Linked DNA regions of Homo sapiens: region 2 is linked to region 1. A link is an interaction called in ENCODE POLR2A ChIA-PET data of the cell type or tissue named here. Cell type or tissue: OCI-LY7. All regions are shown on one strand. Links, peaks and the distances in the headings refer to the core of each region. The heading gives the core; the rest is flanking DNA.

Region 1 (8,608 bases), core at 3,115-7,114:
AGCCGTGATCATGTCACTGTGCTCCAGCCTGGGTGACAAAGTGAGACCTTGTCTCAAGAAAAAGGAAAAAGAAAAAGAAAGAAAGAAAGAACAAACGAACGAACGAAAGACTGTATAATAAAAATTTTTAAATGAAAATAAAAAATAGCCAGATAAAATATAATGAAACATTTGATAAACTGCATTAGATATTTGCTCAGTGTCAAGTCTGCAACCCTGTGATTAAGTGCAAGGCATGTGTTAATATTTAAGCCCAGTACAGTATTTCTAAGATGAGTTGAACCCTACCTGGTTCAAAAGTACATGCTCACCTCATGCCTGCTGTTGGTATATGAGCTAAGTACACGTATCCTTCAAAAAAATAATCTGGCAACATTTACCGAAAGCCCTAAAATTGTTTTATACTCTGCTCTCGTAATTCCATGACTGAAAATCTAGTATTTAAAAAAAAGGAGGCTTTTACTCAGTTACTGTATCATTATCTATGACAGTTATAAAGTTAAAATTAAAAAGACATAACCTAAATGATTCGCTATAGTTGTTTTTTGCTCATTATCATCCCTTCCTCAGGAAAACTACACCTCATCCAATTCATGTCATCTCAAGGGGACTGTCAATCCTGGCTTTCTGTGGGTTCCCCAACTCACCCTAACCACAGCCACCACAGTGGCTACCCTTGCTGTAGCTCATCTCCCAGGTTCCAATGATTGGTTAAGGAACTGACAATCAGAATTGATTACCAACAACACAACTGACATGTGGACATCAGGAAAGAGAAGCTGTCTTTCAAGTGTGGTTGCTAAGCTAAAGGTATATGTCTGGGGCTCCAGAAGCAAGAGGCTAGAAAAACCCAGAAAGGAGACAAAGAAACCCAATGACATTACTTGCAACCTTGGATCTAGCTGTTTCCAAAGCCATTCCATCACCCTCCACATACAATACCCAGTATGTGAACCAATACACTCATTTTTTAACTTAACAAAGTCGTGTTGTTATTACGTGTAACCAAAGGATTCATGACTAACATCCTACCTAAAGAAGAGTAGTTAACCAATTATAGTGCATCCATTCAAGGAAATAACATTGACAGAATAGTGTAACTGTTAAGAGCATGTACTCAGCCCAGTCTGAATCCTGGCTCTGCTAAATATTCTCTATGTGTGCCTGGGTACATTCCTTTTTTTTTTTTAGACAAGGCCTCACTCTGTTGCCCTGGCTGGAGTGTAGTGGCGTAATCACGGCTCACTGCAGCCTCAACCTCCTGGGCTCAGGCGATCCACCTCAGCCTCCCAACTAGCTGCAACTACAGGCGTGCACCACAATGCCCGGCTAATTTTTGTATATTTTTGTAGAGACAGGGTTTCACCATGTTGTCCAGGCTGGTCTCGAACTCCTGCGCTCAAGCCATCTGCCCACCTCAGCCTCCCTAAATGCCGGGATTACAGGCATGAGCCACTGTGCCTGGCCCTTGGATACATTACTTAACTTCTCTATGCCTCAATTTCCTCATCTATAAAGTCGGGATAATAACAGGACTTCATGTGATTGTTAGGAGAAGCAAATGAATTACTATTTACAAATGCCGGGAATAGTGTCCAGCATTAATAAATATGTGTATCTTTTTTTTTTTTTTTTTTTTTTGAGACGGAGTCTTGCTCTGTCGCCCAGGCTGGAGTGCAGTGGCGCCATCTCAGCTCACTGCAAGCTCTGCCTCCCAGGTTCACACCATTCTCCCGCCTCAGCCTCCCGAGTAGCTGGGACTACAGGCGCCCACCACCACGCCCAGCTAATTTTTTTGTATTTTTAGTAGAGACAGGGTTTCACCGTGTTAGCCAGGATGGTCTCGATCTCCTGACCTCGTGATCCGCCCGCCTCAGCCTCCCAAAGTGCTGGGATTACAGGCGTGAGCCACCGCGCCCAGCCATGTGTATCTTTAAGTAAATGAAATAAGTATCTTTAAGTAAATGAAATAAGTAACAGAGTAGTATACAAAGTTGAACTAAACTACATATTTACACAGATGTTTAAAAGAAATCGGCAAGGAAAAGGGAAATTTTATATTTTTTATGAGGCAAATATACAGTATCAAAAAAGGAAAAAAGTAAAACATGTCTCTGGTCTTAGGAGACAGGATGAGTATGATTAGCCTCACACAAACCCCTCTGACCTTCACCAGAGGAACTACATTCATCCTCAGATAGGAAGCACTTACCTAAGTGTCCAGTGGGGAATCATGAAGTCACACAACTTATCATATTAACAGCAAGAATTTAAACCTAGTAGTTTATTTACTCCAGCTAATTAGTTTTCAAGGAAAAGCACAAATTTATGAGTATAACCAATTCTTAACAATCCACATAGATGAAGAGGAAAAAATATTTTAAGTCATCCCCCCAAAATACTTATATTTGGCTAATGAATCTATGTAGAATATAATCACTTTTATTTAAATACAGGTTAAATTGCCTTCTTGAAATTCATTAAATTTCAGACCTAATGATGAAGCCACATTGGAAAAATTTAATTCAAGTTTGACAACCTACCACCTGGATCTGCTCTGCTCTGCATATCTTTCCACTCCATGACTGATAAATTCCTATCAATCCATTCAAATCCTGCCTCTCAATTAGGTTTGCTATATAATACATGCTACCAAAGGTTTTGTTATTGTTGTTGTTGTTGTTGTTGTTAGCAATAAAAGAATTAAAACTAAGTATTTTTTTAAAATACTTTTTTACAGATTAGCTAGACTGCACATCCTCTTCCCCTTGCCCATACTGAATACTATTAACAGAGTCAAAGATCTGCCACTAAAGCATTATAATTTAGTTTAAAGCCTTGTCCATCAGGTTATAAAGCCTCCACAATAAATAGACTGCTCCGATACTGACAGTGGGAAGTTTTTTGTTCAAATTCTAGTATTTACTTGTTATGGCTCCAGTGGGTTTATGAGGCCAAAATATCAAGATAAATGGAATTACAAATTAGATTATCTAACATGGAAATAAAATTTTTCATTGATGTATCTCTAACATTTTCCATGAATGGACAAAACTTATCTTAAAAAAATGAAGTGTAGGATTTGCACAGCTGGTACAGCTTTCTAAATTGGGTTGTTTGGTTGGGGTTTTTGTATTTTTTTAAATCTTATCTTCACACGTGTATAAAAACTCATGCAAAAAAAAGTTAACAAAAGTTTAGAAGTAAAATGAATAAGCCTGGAAGTCTGATTAGTAAGTTAAAATCTGCTTAGGAAAAACTACTAAAATACTAAAAACCAAATTTTCATATTTTAGGCAATATATCCTAGTGATTAAAATACACCAACTTGGTTCAAATCCCCATCATGTACTACTCTAGGTCACACTGGTAAGTCACTTTACTTCTCTGTGCTTCAGTTTTCTCATCTGAAGATGGGAATAACAACTGTATGTAACTCAGAGTTATGAGATATAAGAATTAACATGTGCGAACACAATAAACTTTAGCTATTACTGTTACTGTTATCCATATCACCCTCTAAAATATAGTTCACTTAAGAATTACTAAAATAAGCATCTTCCTGGGTCTGAAATATGTGCATACCATGATATATAGAGAGATGATGTATGTGAAACAGTCCTTTGACAAAACTTTTAGTTGAGTGCCAACTCTGTAGAGGATGTCCTCCTGTGCACTGAAAATACGAAAATGAACAAAATATAGTCTCTGAATTCAAGACCTTTCTGTCTAGTAGACAATATAAATAAAACTATAATAAAAGTAGCATGATGCAGATGCTATGGAAACAGACAATCCTGTGAGACACTAAACAACACAGGCACTTAACTAGGGGCAGACACAGGGGTCCCAGATAAAATAAACTCCAGCAATATTTTCTGAGGAACAATCACCTACTTACTTCACTTCCGGGTATCACACTGTTATTTACGCAATTTATATTATTAATATATTAATAAGTGTTTTACAAAAAACAAGACTACCTATCACACTACTTACCATGCTCATAAACTTAAATACCCTTTGGTATTAATGAAGATGTTTTCTTTTTTCTTTTTTGAGACAGGGTGTCACTGTGTTGCCCAGGCTGGAGTGCAGTGGCATGATCATAGCTCACTGCATCAACTGCAGTCTTGAACTGCTGGGATCAAGGTGGGATCCTCCCACCTCAGCCTCCCCAGTAGCTAGGACTACCGACATATGCCACCATACCCAGCTAACTTTTTTTTTTTTTTGAGACAGGATCAGGCTAGTCTCAAACTCCTGGACTCAAGCAATCCTCTTGCCTTGGTCTCCCAAAGCTGGGATTACAGGCCTGAGACATAGCACCTCGCCTGATGATATTCTCTTAAAAAAACAAAATATAACCTTGCAAAGGTTATACTGCCTCTTCAAGAAACATTTCTTTCACCAATAAATAAAAGCTACAAACTTTCCCCTAATAAATTATATTACGACTAATGTCACAGGAATGACAATATTTTTGAGCTGGAAGAGACCTTTGAGAGCCTCTAATCCAATGCTCTCATTTTACAGATGAAAAGAGGCTGTAAAGTATAATGGAAAAAAAAAACCAACCTGAGAGTCAGAAAACTGAATTTTGGGCCCAACTGTCTTACAGTGAAAGCCTGTGCAAATTATCTGCTTCCTCATCTGTAAAATGAGAGGTTTGTACTAGATTGCTTCCAAGATCCGGTTCAGCTCTGTAATTCTTAGTTTATGGAACTGAAGCAGAGATAAGCAACTTGCCCAAGGTCACACAGCTAGTTAATAGCAAAGTAAAGACTATCCTCAGATCCCAACTACAATCACTTTCTCCCCTATACCATACTGCTTCTACTACTTCATAACAATATTCCTGTAATTTATTTTAAGATTCTTGAAAATTATTAACAAGCATGAAGGAGTTTATGAAACTACATGACTGATTTCTACAGCTCTTCTATAGGAAATGAGCTTTAAATCCAAATGCAACAAGTACATGAGGTCTCAAGCTGGGTATTATTACTTACTACACTTATTAATATTAAATTGACCCCAAGAAAGTTATGAGAATTTATGCTTAAATTCCCACCACCTAAAAATCCAACTCACAGAAGAGATTATGTGCCATGCAAAATTAAAATATGAATTGTTATAAGTAATGATACATATTATAGGTATAATTCTAGGAATAAGATGAGAATTTAAATTCTTCATTTTATGTTCTAGTTATACTTAATATGCATTTTAAATTCAAAAGAGATCAATTTAAACACTTTTCTTTCTTCTTCCCTCTTTTCAGACTCTCTAGCTTTAAAAACATTAGAATAACTTAAGCATATTACTTCTGAAATCACGTAAACAATTACAAATAAAAGACTATATAAACTATGCTCATAATTTCTCTTACAAAATTGAAAATCAGCCCCCATAGTATTCTAAAATTCTGTGCTGAAATATATTACAACTCTACTAAACTGTATCATAAACAGCATTTGGTTCTCTAAAATGTCTTAAGCTTATTATATTTCACAGGGAATTTAGCAAGATTTCATGAAGACTGATCTTGCTGACACAAGAAAAGACAGAAAAATCCTCAGAGGAAAAGCACAATAAAAATGCAAAATAGTAATAAAGTCAACAACAACAGTAGTTTCATACTACTGACTTGCAAGAACATTCAAAAACGTTAATGAATATATATAAGTATAGTTTAACTATATTTAGGGATTTTTAAAAAATCACAGAATGTTTACATTTTTAAATTGGATGAAGCCTTAAGTCACTAATCCAATAGCACTCATCGTAAGAATCTACAGAATTTATCTCCACCTCCCCAAAAAATATGTCCCTGTAGTCCACTTTAAATTCTCAAAACTAACTACTTCTTTCCATTGTTGTTAGCTGTTGCGAGTTCCATTGTTGCTCCACTGTTCCACTGTTCCAAGTCTAGTTGTCATACAGTTCTTACATTCTGGTAAAAAATTAGACTGACCTCAATGTCTTCCTAATTTTCACCCGTTGGTCTGCCTTCTAAAGCAGGAGAATGGATCTATTCTCCCTCCTATTTATTAAAATTAACAGGTTTTTAAATCCTATTTACTGAAATCCAAGTTTCTTAAATACCTGGAGACAGCTATCACGTCTCCCAACCGTTAGTCTCTTCTTTAAATGTATCTTCCATAGACTTCCTGTAGGTCCTAGAGACATTTTTGGAATACAATATGCTTTCACATTGTCAGTAACTTAAAAAACAAAAAACAAAAAACTGCCACTTGTTGAATTTTGATGTAATACCAAAGAAGAATACTCACTCTTTCCTTTTCCAACCATATATCTACATGAAGCTGGATTCTCTTCACATATCTCAACCAAAACATCATAACAGACTGAAGGCAGACAAAAAATCCAGCTGTCTTCTCCAAGTAAGCCAGAAATCAAGGTGATTTGCAAAAATATAAAACAATGCCACTGGTCTAGTTTCTTTGGTTTTAGGACATATTTATTCTTCATAAAAAATTCTATTTACAACACAGTTTAAATTAATAAATATATTTGAAATTGTCATTTAATTTCTAAAAGAGCAAATATTAGTAGATATAATCTACATAAACCTAAATCTCTTGGGGTCCTCAATAATTGTTAAGAGAGTAAAGAGGCCCTGAGGCCAAAAGGCTAAAGCATAGTCTATTTCTCATAAGATTTTCAAACCTCCGTTCTGGTTTCTCTCTTTTATCTCTCTCCTCTAATATGTAAATGTGCCATTGTAAAGGAGACATCTGTCACATATCTATTCATGAGCTAGAATCCTTAAACACATAACCCTGTCCTCCTCCAGCTAGTGATTTCAAAAAATTAAAGGCCTACAGGGCCATCTGGTACACCTTCGTTTTTAACATCTCATTACTAAATCATCTGAAGTCAATTACTTTAATTCTTCTAAGGAATGCAGTCTTTAAATATGGAAACAGAGGAAGTTTACAGTTTAATCGAACTATCATGCCATCTTTTTTTTGAGAAAGTATCTCACTCTGTCACCCAGGCTGGAATGCAATGACGCTATCTAGGCTTACCGCAGCCTCCACCTCCCAGGCTCAAGCAATCCTCCCAACTCAGCCTCCTGAACCATGCCCAGCTAATTTTTCTATTTTTTGTAGAGACAGGGTTTCACCATGTTGTCCAGGCTGGTCTTGAACTCCTGAGCTCAAGCAATCCACCTGCCTAGGCCTCCCAAAGTGCTGGGATTACAGGCTTGAGCCACCACTCCTGGCCCATACAATCTTTTTGACCAAGCTTTCACTATTTACAAAAAAGTAAAGCAAATTATTTATAATTGGCAGGTTGGAGCAGGAAAGAAAATGCAAGTGTTCTATATAATCAATCATCTGATTCTCAGCAATAACCCATTCAAAAGTACCCATGTACTGATATGCAAAAAAACCCAACTACTTATCTAGCCAATATGACACTAGGTTCCTAGACTTCAACAAAGCAAAACTGGCCTTTACTTGAAAACCTTTTTAACTCGTCACTCCCTTAATCACAGGATTATAGAAGACAAAATGGGATGGAGATTATAGGTTTAAAAGATTCAACAGAAAATCTAGAGCTACATCGCTGAACTCCTCTAACAGAACCACAAGACTGACAAGCGAAAAGCTTTGGGACCCGAGGGAAAGAAATCTATACTATATTTATCACATAATTTCCTAAATTCTAATAGATTCCCAAATCTTATAGAGCTGTATTTTATTTGTGATAAAACTATGTGAATATGATAATGGTAATAAGGTAAAAAGAAACAAAACTACAACATACAGCATCAAAAATAATCAGATCATAATCTTAGGTTTGTGGTTTCAAATGTCAAAACTTCAAAATAAGTAACTTTTACAGATGCTTATGGCATATTTTTAAAAATAACCCATTTTCAAAGTTAAGTCTGCCTAAAAGGAGTTCATCACATAGAATATTTATGTAAGTTCACATACATGTGTATCTCTTTTAAGTTTCAATTATTCTATTACTATATGTTAAACTGACTCAATTTTTCAAGAAACAAAGTTAGTTTTCACCGTGATACATACAATACATTCAAGTTCCATTAATATTAACGGTTCTTACTAGCAGTAACTAGCAGTTAAAAAGCTTTCTAAAACTTCATCAATTTATATAATGTACTAACATGTATACCTGGAAAAGGTGCTAAACACTTAAAATAAAAACTGAGATTTCGCTCAATAGAAATCATCTCCATTTTGACACTCAGGGCTTCATATTCCTGTTAGCGTTAGTGAAATCTGAGAACACATCGCCAAGCTTCAAAATGAATATAACCCTAGAGAGGATTAATAGTTTCAACTTGCATGCTGGTTGGTCAAAAAGAAATATCCCCCTGTAGCTATACAGGTACTCGGTGTGAAGTGTAACTTTCACAAAAGCCTGTCCTATGATTTCATGAATTAACAGAAACTCACTACTTTAGGTTACATAAAAACCCACTGTAATCTAAACTGCCGGAAAAAATTATGGTTATTTGGAAGTTCAAGCTAAATGATTCCAACCCCTCCAAATTTTCAAACATCAGGAAAAGTGCAGAATGTTTTTAAGTTGAAGTAACCTCAGA
Region 2 (4,000 bases), core at 1-4,000, 150 kb before region 1:
AACTCTGTCACCCAGGCTGGAGTACAGTGGTACGATCATAGCTCACTGCAGCCTCACACTCCTGGGCTCATGTGACCCTCGCACCTTAGCCTCCCAAATAGATGGGACTACAGACGTGCACCAGCACACCCAGCTAATACTTTCTTCTTTGTAGTGATAGTCTTGTGCTGTTGACCAAGCTGGTCTCGAACTACTGGCCTTACGTGATCCTCCCACCTTGGCCTCGCAAAGTGCTAGGATTACAGGCATGAGCCACCACACTAAGCCAGTTCATAATTTTTAATAGATGAAGGGTAAAAATCAATTTGTCATCTCCAGTTATAAGTAAAAGATCCATCACAAGGATGCAAGCATCTCACACCTCAAAAATTTAGATAAACTTAAAATTATCAAAACAAATAATGCTGCTCAATGGGAATTTACTATTTTTTTTAAAAAATGCAGTTTTGTATTCACTATGCTAAAATCATTAAGATTTCAGCAAGATGTTGACAGATCTCTTAAAATACACATGAAACTTCCGTGAAGTAAAACCAGCAAAGATAACCAATAACTCATTTGTAATGCAGTAAAAAGCTGGATTTATTTTGTCAATAAAAGTGTGTATTTTACGCAGGTGTCTATGTGTGTAACTGAAACAGGAATAGCTTGTAAAGATTAAGCTATACTCTCTCCAGGCACAAGGTGTATGTATGCAAGGAGAGCAACCACAGAAATTGACGTCAAAGTAACTTGGGAAAAGATGTCCACCAGGATTTAGTGAATTTGAGACCAGAGAGACAAAACTAAATATTTTAAGTTTCTGAGGATGAAAGGTAATTTATAAGAGCAATATTATATGTGTATTCTAAAATATACGAGTATTTATAGTGCTATCCAAATATATCAAATACAGTTGACCCTTGAACAATATAGGGGTTGGAGGCACTGACCCATGCAGTTGAGAATCCATGTATGATTTTTATTTTTATTTTTTTTTGAGACCGGGTCTCACTGTGTTGCCCAGGCTGAGTGCAGTGGTGCGATCACGGCTCACTGCAGCCTCGATCTCCAAGCCTCAAGCGATTCTCCCACTTTAGCCTCCCAATTAGCTGGGACCACAGGCACACACCACCATGCCTGGCTAATTTTTTTAAAAAATTTATACAGACAGGGTCTTGCTATGTTGCCCAGGTTGGTCTTCAATTCCTGGGCTCAAGTGGTCTTCCTGCTGGGATCAGAGGCATGAGTGAGCCCCCATACCTGGCCACATGTCTAACTTTTGACTCTCCCTAAAAAGTTAAAAAGTTAATTACTAGGCTGAGCGTGGTGGCTCATGCCTGTAATCCCAGCACTTTGGGAGGCCGAGACGGGTAGAACAGGAGGTCGGCAGTTTGAGACCAGCCTGGCCAACATGGTGAAACCCTGTCTCTACTAAAAATACAAAAAAATTAGCCAGGCATGGTGGCGGGCACCTGTAATCCCAACTACTTGGGAGGCTGAGGCAGGAGAAATCGCTTGAACCTGGGAGGCAGAGGTTGCAGTGAACCAAGACTGTGCCATTGCACTGCAGCCTGGGTGACAGAGCGAAACTCTGTCAAAAAAAAAAAAAAAAAAAAAAAGTTAACTGCTAATAGCCCACTGTTGACTGGAAGTTGACTTACTGATAACATGAACAGTTAATTAATACATATTTTATATGCTGTATTATATACTAAATTCTTATAGTAAGCTAGAAGAAAAAAACTGCTATTAAGAAAAATCGTAAGAGAAAATCACTATTCATTAAGTGAAAGTGGATTATGACAAAAGTTTTCATCCTTGTCATCTTTAGGTTGAGTAGACTGAGGAGGGGTTAGTTTTGCTGTCTCAGGGGTGACGGGGGAAGAGATGAAAGGGGAGGCAGACACACTCAGTGCAACTTTACAGACATAATTTGTTTTGCTTTTTCATATAGTATCAATCCTTCTTCCACCACTTGCTTTAGTTTCAGTGCCTGTATTATAGAAGGGTCCATGTCATAAAAGTCAAAAGCAATGTCTTGACTAATAGAAACCCTTCTGCCAGGCTGTCTAATGTCAACCTGTTTTCTGGCAGTGCCTCTTCTACTACTACTTTCTCATCTGGCACCAGTTTGGAAGCACTCATCTCCATCAAGTCACCTTAATTCCTCTGGAGGGGTGTCTTTTAGCTCTTGAATTTCTCCAAGATCCATATCTTGAAACCCTTCACCCCACCTTCTTTGCCATATCCACAGTCTCTTTCATGATTTCCTTGACTGCCTCTGTCATAAATCCTGCAAAGTCATATGCAACAACTGGACACGGTTTTCTCTTGCAGCAATGTACTCTTTCAGGCTTGATGGCTTTCATGGCTTTTTCTAAAACAATGATGACATCTTCAGTGGTGTAATCCTTCCAGACTTTCATGATGTTCTGTCTACTGGTGTCCTCTTTAACAGCACTGACAATCCTTTCCATAGAGTATCATGTGTAACGAGCCTTAAAGTTCCTTAAGACCTCTTGATCTAGAGGCTGAATTAGATATTGTTGTGTTTGGGGACTCATGGGCTCCTAGGTGGCCAGGGGCATTGTCCAGTATCAAAAGAACCTTAAAAGGTGATCCCTTATTGGCAAGGTACTTCCTGACTTCAGGGATAAAGCACTGATGGAACCAATCCAAAAAAAGGGTTCCAATTGTCCAGGCCTCCTTGTTGTATAGGCAAAAGACTGGCAGCTGGTATTTATCTTCTCTGTTTGAGGCTCCAGAGTTAGCAGCTTTATAGCTAAGGGCAGTCCTGATCATAAACCCAATTGCATTTGCATAAAACAGTAGAGTTACCCTGTCCCTTCCTACATCAAATCCTGGTGCTCACTTCTCTTCCTTACAAATAAATGTCCTCCGTGGCATTTTTATTTTCCAGAAGAGGGCACTTCTGTCTGCATTAAATTATCTGTTCAGGCAGCTATCCTTTCTCCTCAATTATTTTTTCTTTTTCATTCATTCATTCATTCATGAATGAATGAGACCGAATCTTGCTGTTGCCCAGGCTGGAGTGCAGTGGTGTGATCTCGCTCACTGCAACCTCTGCCTACTGGGTTCAAGCAATTCTCCTGCCTCAGCCTCCATAGTAGCTGAGAATACAGGCATGCACCACCACACCCAGCTAATTTTTGTATTTTTGATAGAGACGGGGTTTCACCGTTGGCCAGGATGGTCTCGATCTCTTGACCTCATGATCCGCCCGCCTGGGCCTCACAAAGTGCTGAGATTACAGGCATGAGCCACCGCGCCTGGCCTCAATTATTTTCTTAATAGCATCTGGGAACTCTTGGTTGGCGGGAGCTGCTTCTCCTGTTATCTTGACATTTTAAAAGCCAACCCTTTTTCTAAAATTATTAAACCATCCTTTACTGGCATGAAATTCTCCAGCTTTAGATCCTTCACCTTCCTTTTGCTTTAAAATGGTCATATCATCTTTTTCTTTTTTTTTACTTTTGAGACAGAGTCTGGCTCTGTCACCCAGGCTGGAGTGCCATGGCACAATCTCAGCTCACTGCAAGCTCCGCCTCCCGGGTTCATGCCATTCTCCTGCCTCAGCCTCCCGAGTAGCTAGGACTACGAGCAGCTGGGACTACAGGCGCCTGCCACCATGCCCGGCTAATTTTTTGTATTTTTAGTAGAGACGGGGTTTCACCGTGTTAGCCAGGATGGTCTCAATCTCCTGACCTCGTGATCCACCTGCCTCGGCCTCCCAAAGTGCTGGGATTATAGGTGTGAGCCACCGCGCCTGGCCTGCTTTTTCTAAAATCACATTACAGTCTGTGGGTATCATGCGCCCAGAAAGCTGCATTTTCTTTGTCCTTTTCTTTTGAGACATGTTCTCACTCTGTTACCCAGGCTGAAGTGCTGTGGTGCAATCTGGGCTTACTGCAATCTCCACATCCCAGGCTCAAGCGATGATCCTCTTGTCTCAGCCTCCTGTGTAGCTGGGATTACAGGTGTGTGCCACCACATTTGG

Evidence for each region. Peaks named below come from ENCODE experiments on the same cell type or tissue, not always from the same donor. Only the 100,000 strongest peaks of a DNase experiment are listed, where the experiment ranks them.
Region 2: POLR2A ChIA-PET joins it to region 1 with 6 read pairs; 9 of 35 experiments call an interaction of 5 or more read pairs at or near these places.

Annotation. Positions count from the first base shown.
Region 1 is chr2:171,149,852-171,158,459 of GRCh38, forward strand. The region is part of intron 1 of TLK1 (tousled like kinase 1); the gene reads right to left. Among named protein-coding and RNA genes, the nearest start is that of TLK1, 6.7 kb to the right of the region's middle. In OCI-LY7, for the core only: no CTCF peak of the experiment used is centred there; a DNase peak (open chromatin) is centred at 4,660; H3K4me3 peaks cover 2,086 bases; H3K27ac peaks cover 712 bases.
Region 2 is chr2:170,998,799-171,002,798 of GRCh38, forward strand. The region is part of intron 18 of TLK1 (tousled like kinase 1); the gene reads right to left. Among named protein-coding and RNA genes, the nearest start is that of GORASP2, 72 kb to the left of the region's middle. In OCI-LY7, for the core only: no CTCF peak of the experiment used is centred there; no DNase peak of the experiment used is centred there.